Regions from separate parts of the Mus musculus genome. Here region 1 is linked to region 2. The links are chromatin loops, found by intact Hi-C in ENCODE. Cell type or tissue: heart. All regions are shown on one strand. Links, peaks and the distances in the headings refer to the core of each region. The heading gives the core; the rest is flanking DNA.

What was found. Peaks named below come from ENCODE experiments on the same cell type or tissue, not always from the same donor. Only the 100,000 strongest peaks of a DNase experiment are listed, where the experiment ranks them.
Region 1: it touches region 2 in a loop (1.9-fold over the local background); 6 of 42 quality-filtered maps call a loop at or near these places.

The regions. Positions count from the first base shown.
Region 1 is chr13:74,098,089-74,100,904 of GRCm38, reverse strand. It overlaps a transcript of Slc9a3 not described here. Among named protein-coding and RNA genes, the nearest start is that of Slc9a3, 22 kb to the left of the region's middle. In heart, for the core only: no CTCF peak of the experiment used is centred there; a DNase peak (open chromatin) is centred at 1,794.
Region 2 is chr13:74,161,133-74,163,948 of GRCm38, reverse strand. It overlaps Slc9a3 (solute carrier family 9 (sodium/hydrogen exchanger), member 3), which reads right to left. Exons shown (of 16, transcript NM_001081060.2): 10 at 2,123-2,252; 11 at 814-929; 12 at 137-266. Among named protein-coding and RNA genes, the nearest start is that of Gm41003, 40 kb to the right of the region's middle. In heart, for the core only: no CTCF peak of the experiment used is centred there; no DNase peak of the experiment used is centred there.

The sequences.
Region 1 (2,816 bases), core at 299-2,798, 63 kb after region 2:
GTCTTGTGATCTCTTAGGTATGGGAAGCAAATTGTTACTGCATAGTAAATGGCATTACAGTGTATGTAGGAAAAGCGTGTGTCCGAAACAGCTCAAAGGCCAGGAGGGAAGAATCGGAAAACACAGCTGAAAGTCCCTTAGTTCAGTGTTGTCACTTGATGGGAGACTACGAGAATACAGGCGTGCCAGAGATTCTAAGACAACAAATAAAACTAAACCCCCAAAGGAAGTAAAATGAAATCATAGAGAAAAGGGAAAACTAAACAAAAGAGAACAAAGAATGGATGGAACAAATAGAAAACAAAAATAGCCTGTTTAAGTTCTACCTTTCACAATCACATTAAATATAAATGGTCTAAACACTACAATTAAAATGATTTTTAAAAGTGTTTCAGATTGGAGGTGGGGGCATCTAAGGTCCAGTTATCTATTTCTTAAAAAACATAACATAACAAAACAAAACAAAAAACAAACACAACTTTTAAGTATAAATAAAAAAGTTAAGCTAAAACTAAAGTCTTGGAGAAAAACCACATTGTGTTGGTCATAATCAAAGAAAGTGAGGATGGCTAAAGTAATGACAAAGTTGGAAAGAACTCAAGTGAGCACCATAATGAAAGGTTATGGTTCACTTATATAATGGGATACAACTAGCCTGTGAACATGACTAAGGCTGTGCCTCAGATCAGAACTGAGTCTCAGAACAGCTCTTCTGAGTGAAGGCAGAAAGACAAAAGGTTAAAAGTCACGGTGTATAATTCTGTAAGAGTTCTAGAAGATGAAAACTGGCTATCCCTTCAGGGTGAGCCAGGTTGGCTGTGCTAAGATGGGTCATGAACAGGGAGGGAACTTCAGGGACACAAGGACCTATGGGTGATGGAAAAATCTCTTATCTTGTTTATGGTGGTATTTTCTCCAGTAGAGACACATGTCAGAACATAGAATTGATTCTTTATAGGGTTGATTGTATGTCAATTGACCCTCAGTAAAGCTGTTAAATAAAATGTAGGCGAGTGAGGAACTTTATATTAGTTCTTACATTTAAAAAAAAAAAAGTGACTTCCACAGCCCAGTGCTATGCAGCTCCAGTGACCCTTGCCAGAATAAACGTCCAATCATTCCTGTCCTCGTGCAAGGTCCAGTCTTCACATATTTTCTCCTACTCTACTTATCTAGGAGGAGAAGACTCCATTATGGAAAGAGGAGACTGGGCTCTGGAAAAGAAACCACAGACTAAGCCCGATGGTAATTAGTAAGAGCTTCAGCTGGGGAGGTGGATGCTGCCCTCTGAGCATCCTTCACCCTGAGATTCCAGTCCATTCTTCACATGGCTGAGCAGAAACTGGCTAGACACACCAAAAGAAGACAGGAAGAACAGGAAACCAGGCAGCAGGGGTATCTAGCCTTGCTCTACTCTCCCTATAAACTCTCCTCCCATTTTGAGTTTTATATGCAAATCATCGAGTGCTGCCTTCACCTCCCTTCTGGGGCATCTCCCAGGTTGTCAACTCTTGCTTCACTCAGATTGTAGAGCATTTTTACGACAGGGGAAATAAACGAATATTGCCTTTCACCAAATCACAGGGCACCTTATCTATTTAGGGTGTACACCCCTACCTACTTCCCAGAGGAATTTCAATCAGGTTATAAAATTATCCTCAACATAGAACAAGATAACTATAAATAGAAACGAAACTCAGCACCCAGCCTCTTCTAGGGTGCCTGGGAGGTTACAGAAGTCAAATACTGGAGTGGGCTCTGAGATGAGGTGTGGCTATCTCACTGGGTGACCTTGCACTTCTATGAGTGGAACGCACCGCCGGGGACAACACTGCCTCCACACACTGCCATTTCGTGAATAATCAGCACAACAATTCCTGTTGGCACAGGGCAAGTATGGCAACTGGGTTCTGCCTTCAGGGACCCTGTCTTACCTAATTCGCAGCAGCTGGGGAAGTTGGTGGCTTACCCCTAGAAAATGAGACCCTTAGGGAAATGCTGCTTCCCTCAAGGAGAGTGAACTGGTAGTGCTTCTGGGAGAGCTTGCATCCCCGATCTGCTTGGGGAACAGAGGCGAGATCTACTGCCCAGATGACCAGCCATTCCGAAACAATCCCTGACTACAAGGCTCCTGAATCTGACCTTTAGGTGTGAATCCCTAAAGTTCCCTCCAAAACTGCCCACCACCAACGATAGAGGTTTGCACACACACAGAACTGTGTGATCAGGGGCAAATCCTTTTATATTACCAGTTTGATATAAGGTAATTATGTGTGGGAAAGGCCAAGTTTGACTAAGCATGGCTCCTAGGTGTGTACCCATGCAGGACCATGGGGGAGCATAAAATCTGACTTGTGGCTATAGTTGATTCTGACTCAAACAAATGGTATGGCTAATATGCTGGCATATTCCTGTAATCCCAACACCTAGGAGTCAGAAGAATGAGTATTGCCACAAGTCTGAGGTTAGCCTGGACTATACAGTGAGTCTGAGGCCAGCCAGGACTACAAAGCAAGACTGTGTCTCAAAAGAGCCAAAATCTAGGAATCCGGGAGATGGCTCATTTAGTAAATCCCTTGCCTTGGCAGGCATGAGTAGTTCAGCTCAGATCTTCAGCACCTACATGAAAGCAGGTTGTACTGGCATGAACCTGTAATCCCAGCACTCAGGAGTTCAGGTTGAGTCAGCTTTGGAGCTCACTGACGAGCCAGTCCAGCCAATTAGTGATCTCCAGGTTCACTGAGAGACCCTGCCTCAAACACTGAGATAGAGAGAGAGAGAGAGAGAGAGAGAGAGAGAGAGAGAGAGAGAGAGAG
Region 2 (2,816 bases), core at 240-2,739:
ACCCCTTGTCTGAGAAGAAGGCAGACACTGCTGTAGGTGTGTGGCTGGGTTTCACCAGCCACATCACATGAGGGGATGACAAAGGCTTACCCTGTGGGATAGGAGGGCTCTGGGTGTCTCATCTCATGGTACCCACCTCCTGCCGAGGCTTGTACAGGTACTGTTGCAGTGTGTGGTGGGTGACCATGTCCTCGGTGTCACGGATGCTCCTCCGCCTCTGTTCCAAGGACTGCATGTCCAGGCATACAGCACTGACATTTTCCCTCCTGCAGGAACCAACACTGAGCCCAGGGGAGCAGCTACACAGAAGTCACCTGCCCTGCTTAGGTACTTCATAGTCCCTTCCTGCCTCAGGACTGCTTGGATGGTTTCCCAGAATACCTTCTAGATTTCTGTGTAAAGTTGAACCCCAGTGCCACCAGTCCCCCTCTACAGCCCAACTATGACTCCTGAGGCCCACAGCCTCTCATAAGTGCTAGAATAGCCACCATCATAAAAACTGACAATTAGCTGCTCAGGGCTAAAGGACATGAACTTCTAAACACGCCAGGCATCTGCTGCTAACCCTTCCTGCCTTTTTCCTTCTCTCTAATCTCAGTGCTTCACAGTCCTGCTGACTGCTGAATAAAGGTGTGCTTTCACAGATGGGGATGCAGGCATCTTTCTGTACCCTTCTCCTATCCTGGTCAACTTATACTTTCCTTACTCAGTTGCCTTAGGCCCTGTAGGAGGAACTAGTAGGCTTAATGGTCATAAGAGAGATGCTTTTTAGGGGTACACTTTACCAGGGGAGTTTATGAACTGGTCACATACAAGAAATATGAGACAGACGCCTCCACAGTAGATGGGCGGGGTGTGTTGAAGTCCACATTGACCATATTGTCCGTACTTGGGGAGCGAATGAAGGCCAGGGACCCACGGCGCTCTCCCTACAAGGAGAACATAGACTCATTAGCACTCAAGGATGTCCCTTAGGTGGCACCTGCCATGTCGAAAGATCCTGTGACCAAGCTGAAGGGCCTGTGGACTCGGGCAGGCAGAGATGAAGCTCAAGGAAGATCAGCCTTCCTGGGACCCCGTGCAATGTCCCTAGACACTTTGCAGCTCAACGAGGGCCAAGATACAGAGTAAGAGCTGGAGTTGGGTCCAAGCAAAAGTCATCAAAGTCTCACTTGAGAGGAGTAGAGCTAAAGGTTGAGCAGAAAAAACAAACAAACAAACAAAAAACAAAAAACAGTAGGTAAAAACAGAATCTCTTAAAGGACACAAAAATATCTAGGGTATACCACCCCAGCTTGAAGGTTGGGGAGGTAATTTTTGTCCCCATCAGAGTCTCTGAGTGGCAATGGTCATGGGGTCATATGGTGCTTAATTGGGACTTATGTCTATTAATAAAGGATGTCATGGAGCCCAGACAGGAGTGGGTGGGTCATGGATGAACTGGCCACAAGACAGTCACATGTATGTCATTGAAGGATTTAATATGAATATGTACAACATATATGTCTATGTTGTTTCTATGCATACATGTATTTATGACTATGTATGTATGTATGTATGTATATATGTATGTATTCGTTTACATGTACCTGGGTATGTGTGTGTTCATATTTGTAAATGTAAGCATTACTATACATTTGGGTGTGCATGTATCAGCCATGCCTTTGTGTATGTATGTACATGTGAGGCTGCTCCTTAAGGTCATCAGCCATTAGAAAATATCTACCAACTTGTTTCTGAGTACAGTATATATGTGTGAATAGGTAGAGGACCTGGGCCCATTACCCATTTCCCAACGTCTTTCATTCTTTTTAGGGAAAATAAGGCATTCATACTCCTCTAGAGCCTAGTCTCCATGATCAGGAGGATTTGGTTTCTACCAAAACCACAGCATCTAGATAGTCACTGTACCTATGCCTCTGGTTCTTGAGTGACAGGGAACTCTGACATGCCCTATTCCTAGAGTACAACTCCACAATTCACAAGAACATTTGTGGTGAGCCACTCAAACATAGCACACAAGGGTCACACATCACTGCCCTCTGCCTATGCCCTAGACCGCATCTGATGTTTTACTTTAGCCCTCAACTTCAGCAGAGGGATAAACAGGATATTCTAGTACCTCAGCCACATAGCTGATAGCATCCTTCAAATTCAGCTCATGGAAAACATTCAGGATCCGATCTCGAGATTTTTGAGCAGATCTTCTCATGAGGACTTTGCTGAGGAACTTCCGGTCAAAATTGGACCACCTGGGGGACAAAAGATCACATCAGCACTGAGAGTCTGGGTCTGTCTGCCCCATGTAGATTAGAACAAGGTCAGAAGAGGCAAGTGCCTGCCAGAGCTAGTCAACATAGAACCATCCTTTTTTGCCTTTAATCCCAGCACTCGGAAGGCAGAGGCAGGTAGATTTCTGAGTCTGAGGCCAGCCTGGTCTACAAAGTGAGTTCCAGGGCAGCTAGAACTAACTAGTTAACATAGAACCATCCTTTTTTTTTTCCCTCCTGGATTTTATTTATTGTAACAACCTGAAAGTGAGTTTTAAAGTGAAAGGTCATCATGCCACCTCAGGTCTCATCCTTTGCATTCTTCTATTGTTGGCAGTGACTGGCAGTGCCATTTCTTTTTTTTTTTTTAGGTAACAAAATGGACAGGTTTCCAAGTGTCCATCTGACCTTCCAAGTGCTGTGAGGACAGGGCCAAGATTAAGACAGCAGTAGGCATTTTTCCAACTCCCAAGACATTCTTGCCTAGGATGTGTTGCTCAAGTGAACTCTGCAGCCTCAGGTGGACTCCAGGGAATTATCTCAAAA